Regions from separate parts of the Mus musculus genome. Here region 2 is linked to region 1. The links are chromatin loops, found by intact Hi-C in ENCODE. Cell type or tissue: left cerebral cortex. All regions are shown on one strand. Links, peaks and the distances in the headings refer to the core of each region. The heading gives the core; the rest is flanking DNA. Region 1 overlaps Dscam (DS cell adhesion molecule). Region 2 has its middle 88 kb from the start of Pcp4.

Region 1 (5,381 bases), core at 249-5,248:
AGTACTTGAGAATTTTAGAGCATTTAAACTCAAGAAGGGAACACTCAACCCAGACACGGGAGTGGTGATACCATCTGAGTGGCTTGTGGATGATGGATCCTGATGGTCCCATCACTATGGATAGGTAGAAAGTGCATCAAGAATTGTAGTACCAGAGGGGAAAGCTGTAGGTTCAGAAAGCCAGGTGAGAGGGTACCCACCTGGGATCCCAGCACTGGAAAGGCCCAAGGCAAGATCAGGAGTCTGAACCAAGCCTGGGCCATATAGCAAGACCCTATCTCAAAACAGCAACAAAAGAGTGCCCTGAAAAAGTCTCTGGGCCACTTCCCTACTTACGGACTGGGCTGTACTCAAGAGATAAAGAGGAAGAAGAAGAAAAAGAATATAGGCATTTAAATGGGTGGGCACGTGGGAAGATTCAGCTGTAGGCAACTAGAAGAGCTCTGGTGTCAATTGCTGCTGGATCCAGGAGGGAGCAGAGAGAACCCATAGCTGCGGAACAGGAGGAACTTGGAGAAGTTGCAAGTTCGGGGTTTGGGGGTGGGGCAGTGTAGAATGGAAAATGTGTTGGAGTCACCATGGAAGCTCCCATTGAGCAACACTGTGCTGAAGAGCTCCTCGGCAGGAGTCCCTTTGAGAGCATCCATCGCAAGGGTGGCCCAGGGAAGCACAGGGCAAGTCAAGTGTCCTTCTCGGTGCTGCTTCTTTAGGGAATGGAAAGCCCAGCTTGGAGCAGGAATCACCTAGTGTTGGTGTCTGAGCTAGAAAAAACCAACAACATAAAGCTCTATGAGAATATGTGTTGCAGGGGGAGAACAACTCACCCTGGGTGTCCTAGAACTTAAGGGGCATTTGGTGTAAGACGGCAGCGGACAGCCACTGTGGTGGCCCGCAACCCCAGCTCTGGACCCGCTAAAGGTAGCACATATTGCGATAGCTGCCTGAGGCCCGAGGGAAAGGATCCTAAATTTCATTAAGGAAGCTAATTTGAAAGCCTCCGTCACCATTAGAGATCCTATATTCCAGAACTATTAAAATGTACTCACTTGCTCCAGAAACACTCCTTCCCCTAAATGAAAGCATGTCTGAGATGTGCCTCCGGCTCTTCACCCCTCCCTATGTGAACGTGAACAATGCTCCAAGTCTCATCTCTGCTCAGATCCCTCCCTAATGTGACTCTTAGCCAGTCTCTAAACAGCCTCACCTAACACCTTCTAGCTTTAAAACAGGTCCCCCAGCTCTCCATATCCTACCAGACTCTGGTCTCATCCTGTGCACCCCAATTCTAGCCTTTCTCTGAATTCCATGCAGTCCCCACCCTATCACAACTGGTAGAGCTCTGATTTTTTTTTTTTTTCAATTTATCTCCAAAGGCAACATCACATAACACTATCATTTGCAACCCCAAACTACTGGAATTCTTAACCCAGTGCTCACAGATTCTCACCTGGACCCCCGTAGGAAGCTGGTAGCAGAACATTGTACCCAACTTCCTGTCTAAACCTTCTGAGTAAGAGACATGATGAATGCTGGGGTCTGCCCCCCCCCCCGACCCTCTACCACCATGTTTGCAAGCAGCATCCCCCTCATCTTAGCCAGGTAACAGTTTTCAGACCACACTAGTCACCTCTATGATGTTGGGGCCACCCTCATCCATCACCATGCAAGCGAACTCTCTATTGAGTAAAACAGAGCTGTCCTTTCCTGAACACACACATTATTCCAGTGCCTGTAAATTTTCTGTGGAGCGCATGGCCCACCAATTCTAACCCCTCAAGTTCCAAGTCTCTTCTAAACAGATCAGTCTCCCTAGCTCCTGAGATTGGCCCATCCTGATACACCACTATCCTTAGATAATTTCCCTTACCCTGCTGAGGCCAGGTGTCTGTTCCTTGGTACCCCTCAGGGTCTGACTCTCATTCTGCTCCAGGTATCAAGGACCACTAAAACAGCAAAGAAATTGTCCGTGCTGTAAACACTGGACAGACCTCTCACCACTGGACATATTCACAACTCACTCTCCTCATCTCTAAATGCCACATAGTAATACTAAGAGGGACTTAACCTGCACTCCTAAGAAGCATGGTATGATACAGATCCTTAGAGCATGCTCCAGGGTCATGCTACCCTACTCAGGCCATCCAAACTCCAAACTACTCAGCTTAGTTCCAGGGAGCTTGTAGAAAGAAGGAATTCCAACTAGCACAACTTCCCTCAAATTATCAGCTGAGTTGGAAGCAGGGCATGGTAGCTCAAACAGAAGGAAGACATCTGTTCTCAAAGGTCGATATAGGCAGGGTTGACTGACATGGCTTTGGAGCTAAATCCTGAAGTGATCTGAGCCTGAGAAAGAGGCCAGTCAAGACCTCTGCAGTTAGATGAACACTTGGGAATTCTATTGTCCTTTGTGGAGCCCAAGACACCTACCCATCATCCTGAGAAGCCCCCAGGGAGTGCTGAGGCTGACCTGAAGCAAAGACACAGTATATGGCCAAGTGTAGGGGTTGGGTATCTCAGATTTACGAGCCCAGTGTAAGTTGAAGACAAGTGTTAAGTTTGGTCCTCTTTCTTAGCATATTGTACTAGCCCCTGTTGGGTGTTTCATGGAGCTAATTAATCCCAGCTTCTGGCATTCCATAGATATATTTACTTTGTACGTGTTAAATCATTCAGGAAGAGAAGAGACTCGGGCTATTTACTTCATCTTCACAGACAAATATAAAGACACGAGCTGAGAGATTCAGTGCTATTTTGCTTCCTGTGTTTCTCCATGTGGGTGGAATAGAGGGGGCCAGTTTTGTCTTCTAGACTGAACCCATCTGTGCACCATGTTGAGGCTGCCAACGGGAATAGGCATGACCTGGTGGCTTCTAGAACAAGCTTTCTGGTCTTTGGGGTTCCGGGTGATAAGAAATTGACCTGAGGTTGTCTCCATGTCTTCCCACACATGAGACATAACAGGCAAATCACAGCCCGAGAGAAGGAGGTGGAAATGTCCCTACATAGGCGTTCCTTCAGTATGGAGCCACACACCATTAAATAAATTCATTTCCAGAAACTTCTGCTCCTTGAGCAGGATCCCTAACATGAAGTCTTAGAGCAAAGAAAGAAATTAAAAGGAAAAAAAAAAAGGTTTCAGTGTTCCAGGAAAGGAAACTTCACTTTTGCCAGGATTGAATGTGTAAAAAAGCATAAATCATATTTTAAGGGAAGCGAGCATCTCTAAATAGTGTTACCAAATAAGTCGATCTGTCCTACAGTATTTTGAGATTTGTTTCCTTGTGTCAGGGGTGATAACCAGGTCTCCATAAACAGTGTACTGGCCGGCAGGGGAGCAGGGGGTGTACAATAAAGCTTTATTTCTGAGTTTAAAATAAAACATCCAAAGCTTGTAAAACTCAGTGACCAACCTGGGGGCCACAGAGCTCTACACTAAAGCCGCTCTAATGTGATCCAGATTGGACCTAAGTCACGTACGTGTCATTCCTGGGTAATGGAAAGAGTGGGTTTGTTCTCCATAAATGACTTTTCCCCAAATGTTAATTTTTTTGACTGTTGAAAATAAAACTGGGTTTTTCTAGAAGTGACAAACAAATAGTTTGTAATAAAAACTTTAATAGATGTCTGCAATTTTATGGCTGTGGGATACTAATGCATCTTTCTGTTATAAATAAAACCCATAAAAGAGTAGAAGAAATAAGGAACCACAAAGCCCCTGGTCATTAGTGCAACCCTGGTAAACAATTGCACTTGAAATGGCTTGCCATGTAACTGGAGGGCTGGTTATAATGAGTTGATTTCTTCTAAGTAAATGTTGATTATGAGTTATTGATCTTATACTAATATCAGCTTTCTCTTCCCCAGATGCAAAGAGTTTAGCTGAAATGCTCATGAGGTAAGAACATGACACTCACTGTTCCCTGGGCATTATGTGTCAAAAGACAGTTCTAATTTGCTTTGATTACTTCTTAATGATAAGGATGATCTGAGGTTAGTAACATGTTCTCATTTTAGCATGTAGTCTTCATTTACATTCCAAAACATTCATGGGATGTGTGGTTGGCTACACAGACAACAAATGACTGTTTTTATGTATGCCATGCATGGCTGTGTTGTTGACTGGACTCTGAAGCAGGGACCACTGAGACAGGGACCACTGAGGCTGGGACCACTGAGACAAGGACCATTGAAGCTAGGACCACTGAGACAGGGTCAGAGGTGCCGCAGGGAACTTGAGTTTTGCTACTGTTCAGGTAGACAGCCTCCAAGACTTCTAAAAGAGTTAGTCCAGTTCAAGGAAGACCATGAAGGTAAATGTGTTGCCTTTGGAGAACACATAATGGCATGAAGAGGGATTCTGTCCTTTCCTACCTCCCACTTCCCAGTCCCTTAACTTCAAACATGTTTCCCTGTGCACTCTAACCTCTGAACCCTGAAAAATGGTATCAGTGTGATACTGAGCAGGTTGGTACAGGGCCAAATAAAAGATGAAACCAGAAGATAAGGGTCTAGAAAAAAAGAAAACCATCAGGACCCCTTGTAGGGGACATGGGGTCGCCATTTTATGTTGTCTTGCTTGGGAGAAGACAAGGGTGTATCTTCTTCATCTACACATGTAAAGCTGCTATTCACAAGGAGTCCATGTTCTAAATTACCAGTACCTTTAGCAGCAGAGAAAGAGGTCAGGTACCATTGCTGTGCCAAGATTGTTTCTCAGAGGCATTGTTGGAGATGTGTCTTAAACCTGTGTGCATCCCAGATAAAGCACTAATATAGCTGGAATCTAGAATAACTCTGAAATGTTGGGTGACATAGTTAGAAGAATATTGATGTCCTATGCCAAGAATAGGAGAATAGAGGCAGAATATAGACATTTTGATTCTTTAGTGGTTGAGGTTGAGAACTGTTACTTATCAGAGCCCAGGGCCTGTGTGGGTCGTGTTGAATTTGAAGTTCTTTTCACACATCAACGAATTTATCCAATGGACAGATGGCTGCAAGAGTCTTGGGTGAAAGGCAAACAAATCCAAGTTCCCTCAGAACATCTACCTCAGGATGGAGTTCTAATCAGAAAGCATCAGATTTATGTAGGAGATTACACAAATCTGCATAAAATCCCCCAACGCCATGCTCATCTGGAAATCCACATTTGTTTACTAAGCAACTAAGAGGCATTCTTTGTAGCCCCATATGTTGTATCCGGGCTCCTCTGGATTTGTCGGATATGATAAAGCGTCTAAAAGGTGAAGAAGCAAAAGCCACTTGACTTATAATGACTAACTGACTCAGCAGAACAAATTTTATAATGTAGGCTTGAAAACTATGAATTAATTGACATTTAGAATGAGGTAATCTCCCATACAGTTTGATTTTTCTGGCTG
Region 2 (5,381 bases), core at 53-5,052, 75 kb after region 1:
CAGCAGAAGAAAGACTAAAACAAAATTCAATGACAAGATACACTTTCCTTCCCAAGCTGCTGTCACCCCTGAACTTGCACCTTACCACAAAGAGAGAAGAATAAAAACATCAATCAGTGGAGGCTCATGATGCCTCTCCTGGACTCTCTAGACTGGTTCACCACTGGGTAGAGACTTAGGACATAAACATGAGAGTGAGGCTGCACTTTGGGTTACCTGGATTCGAAGATGGAGACCCGTTGTCAGTGTAGAAACTTGAGTATCAAGATCATGAACTCCACATCTTTATCTAGGACAGTTATGCAGTCCTCTATCATAAAGCACCATCTATTTACTCTGGAGTTCATAAATTCACAAGAATCCCCAAATCTGGGTATAATACATATACATCATCTTATAGGCTTTTGCATAAACATTAGCCAGTAAAACACAAGAAAGTTCTGAATGCTTAGATGTTTGTATTTGCCTTTGAATTTACATTATGAGATCAAATTGTCATTACTATCATTGATTACCAGCAATACATAGGCCAGTAAGTAACACATGACTTCAGCATGTATCTCAGAGATCTGTGAGAAGTCTGGCTTCCTTTCAACGGGGGTCTATCTAGTGCCTGAGTTTAAGTACTACTTATGTTAAGAAAACAGAAGATAGAGTCAAAGAATCAGGACTGCATCCTGACTGGCCAGTTATTTCATTCTGTAGCATGTGTATGACACAATTACAAATTTTCCAAGAAATGTAGTGCATGTTGCAAGTAACCCACATGCTGTAGATAGAGATGTTCTTAGTTGTTTTAATTACATTCAATTCTACATGGTGTGTGTGTATACATTTTGAAAAGTAACACAAATCTGAAAGTTTACCATGAGAGTCCTGACCATGAATGTCCATACCTTCTCTATAATAAAGTGGACAACCAACATCTAGTCCATCCCTTGAGGGCCCATCAGTTTGGATAAACTAGAATTGCTATTTCTGAAGAGATAATTTATCAGCTTTGGGACTGCAAAGGAAAATGAGTTCCCAACAGCTGGTGGGGGCGGAGCAGGTGGAGCAGGAAATCTATCATCATTCTTCCTCTGCAAGGAGCTGGATGACTTTCTTACATGGGATGTTGACTCTGGCTCACAGCCTAGGGCAGTGAGCATGTCATCACCACCAAGGGGCAAGAGGATGACTCTATTAAACTGAGCACAAAGTCAATCGGCACCATATCACCAAAATTAAGACACCACGTCTAAATGTCTTTTAGCTTCCCAATGACAGATTTGTGTCAGAACACAGAATGGCTATTTAAAATGCCTGATGGGTTGCTAGCTCCGAGGCCAGGGTGGGAGAGGCTAGTCGTATAAAACAGCAGAAAGCCTTCAGAGCTGCATCACTAAAGACCCTTCAATGGGAGGAAGTTGGTTGTTCTTTTCTCTAAACTCCAGAACTCTCTGCCTGCAGAACAGGAGCAGGACCATCTTTACCTGATGCCTGAACACATTTGGAACAAAGTGTGAGGAGTGGGTAGAGTGCTTCCCTAGCATGTAGAAGGCCCTGGGTATAGTTGCTCCTATCTGTAATCATGGCATTTATGAGTTATCATGCCAGGATACATGAGACCTTGTCTTTAAAAACAAAAGTATAAAGAAGGGAATATGAAATGGATAGAAGTCAGCAGTGACAAGGAGCCTGTCACCTTGAGTTTCCAGGTGCTAAAGCATATAAAGCCATTGAGAATGGCTCTCTGAACCTTTATAAACAAACCGAGAAATATAATACAAACAGAGTTATCTATCTAACGGCTGTATTTATCTAGCAGAGATAGCCTGAGCCAACCCCTTTGCTCTCAGGTCTTAACTTTAACTGATCTTAGAGCATTCCAAAGGTTCAAACCTAACACCAATAGTCAGTAAGAGCAGACAGGAAAAACACACACCCATCTTTAAAAAAATTTCTATTTCCTACTAGACACCTACTACCCAGATCCTTATAGTCACAAAGTTAATGGCCATCCTCCAAACTCCTTCATAATGCTTTGTGCTTTAAGTATATGACCAGTTAGTTAGTAAAAGCTCTTTTGTTTCTTTCTCATAAACTACTACAATCCATTTCTGCTATTATAACAAAATGACAAAAGCCGGTTGATTTACAAAGTACAGAAATACATTTCTCACAGTTTTAGAGACTGAGACGACTAAAATCAAGGTGCCAGCTTTGCTAAGGCTGTGTCACCATAAGACAGAAGGTATTACATCGCAGAGGGACAAAGGCAGGGAGTGGGAGTGCTGGGAATGACGGAGAGAAGGAAAAGATGAGGTCCCCAATCCAGAAAGTCCCTCACAGACATTCCCCCTCCCACATGTTTCTAAATCTAGTCAAGTTGAAGATTAAGACTAACCATCACACTGAGCTTCAGAGAGTGTGGGAGGGAAGGGAGTTGGAAACCTGAGGGAAATAAGGAAGAGGCACATTAGCCATTGCCCAGAAAGTCACAAAGAAACCAGCTAGGATAAGTGTGGCGGTAGGGGGAGGGGAGGGAGGAAGAGAGAGAGAAGGAGGGAGAGAGGGAGAGAGAGAGAAGAAGGGAGAGAGAGAAAGGGAGAGGGAGAGGGGGGTCAACTAGGAAATTATACAGGATACTCTCACAGTGAAAGAAACGGACACCACAAAGTGGATTTCTCTAGTAGCATCTACAGGCTCAAGACTAGAATAAAAACGCATGTACACACAGACACACAAGAAAGAAACTCTCAGAGAAGGATTCGGCCAGTGTTAGGCAACATCAAGTAGGCTGGTGAAATTTTAGCTGACACTGGGTCTTAGGAGGATAGCAGAAGGACAGTTGAAATAGCTGCTCACCCAGGTCAAGTGGGACAACTGGAAGAGACCAAAGATTAGGAAATGCAGAGAGGTGACTAGCAGTTTTGATGGAGAAGTCTCCATAGTAGTGAGTGGCCAGAGGAGACCTGTGATGAGGAATTTGCCTCCTGATAACTCTATTTCGTTGTAAGATATGGAAAAGGTCATAATGACAATAGGATTGAACGTTATGGTGTCTTTAGAAAGATTAAAAACTGTGTAGTACTCCATTGTGTAAATGTACCATGTTTTCTGTATCCATTCCTCTGTTGGGGACATCAGAGTTCTTTCCAGCTTCTGGCTACTATAAATAAGGCTGCTATGAACATAGTAGAGCATGTGTCATTATTACATGTTAGAGCATCTTCTGGATATATGCCCAGGAGTGGTATTGCTGGATCCTCCAGTAGAACTATCCCCAATTTTCTGAGGAACTGCCAAACTGATTTCCAGAGTGGTTGTACAAGCCTGCAATCCCACCAGCAATGGAGGAGTGTTCCTCTTCCTCCACATCCTTGCCAGCATCTGCTGTCACCTGAGTTTTTGATCTTAGCCATTCTGACTGGTACGAGGTGGAATCTCAGGGTTGTTTTGATTTGCATTTCCCTGATGACTAAGGATGTTGAACTTTTTTTTTTTTTTTTTTAGGGGCTTCTCAGCCATTCGGTATTTCTCAGTTGAGAATTCTTTCTTAGACAAATGGATGGATCTGGAGGATATCATCCTGAGTGAGGTAACCCAATCACAAAAGAACACTCATGATATGCACTCACTGGTAAGTAGATATTAGCCCAGAAACTTGGAATAGCCAAGATATAATTTGCAAAGCACATGAAACTCAAGCAGAAGGAAGACCAAAGTGTGGATACTTTGGTCCTTCTTAGAAGGGGAACAAAATACCCAAGAGAGGAGATACAGAGACAAAGTGTGAAGCAGAGACTAAAGGAATGACCATCCAGAGACTGCCCCTCCTGGGGATCCATCTCATAAACAACCACCAAAAACCAAACCCTATTGTGGATGCTAACAAGAGTTTGCTGACAGGAGCCTGATAAAGTTGTCTCCTGAAAGACTTTGCCAGTGCCTGACAAATACAGAAGTGGATGCTCACAGCCATCCATTGGAAGGAGCACAGGGTCCCCAATGAAGGAGCTAGAGAATGTACCCAAGTAGCTGAAGGGGTTTGCAGCACCATAGGAGGAACAACAATATGAACTAACCAGTACCCCTAGAGCTCCCAGGGACTAAATCACCAACCAAAGAAAACAAAGGGTGGGACTCGTGGCTCTAACTGCATATGTAGCAGAGGGTGGCCTAGTCAGTCATCAATGGGAGGAGAGGCCCTTGGTCCTGTGAAGGTTATATGCCCCAGTATAGGGGACTGCTAGAGCCAGGAAGCAGGAGTGGGTGGGTTGGTGAGCAGGGGGAGGGAAGAAGGGATAGGGGGTTTTCGGAAGGGAAACCAGGAAAGGGGATAACATTTGAAATGTGAATAAAGAAAATATCTCATAAAAAAAAGAAATGTAAAATATAAAAAATAAAATAATAATAATAACAATAAAGATTAAAAACGACTACCCCCAACAACTGCCATGCTCTCCCAGGTCTGAGAAGCCCTGGGCAGACCCATCCTCTTCTTCTGTTTAATCTCTTACCTCTGCACCCTATCCTAAGCAAAAGGAAAATGTGTTATGGGCGCTTTTTAGTTAAGTCCTAAGTTTTAAGAAAGATTTTGTAATAGATGTTTCCTTGTTCACAGGCAACAGCAATCCTCTAAAACTTCTATTCAAGCTGTTAAAAATAAAAAAATAGATATAACATTTTCTGAAAAGTCACTCCTTTAAGAATGCCTGCCCATTTTCTTTTTGAGTCCTAGCTAAAAAGAACATATAAACTTACAAAAAAAAAAAAAAAATCCACCTGGCTCTTGAAATTTGAAGTGGAAAACATTGGGTCAGCATGTTTTAAAGGAAGCAGCAAGGAAGAATATCCAATTCATGTGCCGCTCAGCTTATCTATAAAACATTAATATTTATGGAAGTGCATTTCAGGGAAAGCTTAAAGAAAACATGACAAAGAAAATGAAGCAAAGACAGTTGGGTGATGCCAGTGACCCCAGTATACCAAGCTAGCCTTTCCTCTAGGCTACAGTTACCCTACAGTTACCTAGCAACGGCCTGGTATGAGCCAGGAGCCAAGCATATAAGGACTGTTCTGGCTTCTCTCTCTCTCTCTCTCTCTCTCTCTCTCCCTCCCTCTCTCTCCCCTTCCTCCCTCCCTCCCTCCCTCCCTCTCCCCTCTCCTCCCCTTTTCCTTCTCATATGAGTCCTTCTCATATGAGTTGATTTATCTGAGGGAAAGCTTTGGCATATGCCTAACAGAGGCACTCCCTTCCCCCACAGCACCACTGCCATAGTTTTATAAAACGCATCAGTGATGTCATGACTCAGATTAGAACCAAGATTGCTGCAGCCACAACAAAGCAGAGTAGTAACCCCTATATGATCATGGTGAGCCACACACCAGACAAC

What was found. Hi-C counts contacts between places; a loop is a spot of excess contacts. Peaks named below come from ENCODE experiments on the same cell type or tissue, not always from the same donor. Only the 100,000 strongest peaks of a DNase experiment are listed, where the experiment ranks them.
Region 2: a loop joins it to region 1, with 8 times the contacts of the local background. A loop is called at or near these places in 3 of 42 quality-filtered maps.

Annotation. Positions count from the first base shown.
Region 1 is chr16:96,627,882-96,633,262 of GRCm38, reverse strand. It overlaps Dscam (DS cell adhesion molecule), which reads left to right. Exons shown (of 33, transcript NM_031174.4): 28 at 3,865-3,895. Among named protein-coding and RNA genes, the nearest start is that of Gm32509, 88 kb to the left of the region's middle. In left cerebral cortex, for the core only: no CTCF peak of the experiment used is centred there; DNase peaks (open chromatin) are centred at 2,776 and 5,048; H3K27ac peaks cover 2,697 bases.
Region 2 is chr16:96,552,521-96,557,901 of GRCm38, reverse strand. No RefSeq gene overlaps it. Among named protein-coding and RNA genes, the nearest start is that of Pcp4, 88 kb to the right of the region's middle. In left cerebral cortex, for the core only: no CTCF peak of the experiment used is centred there; a DNase peak (open chromatin) is centred at 2,301.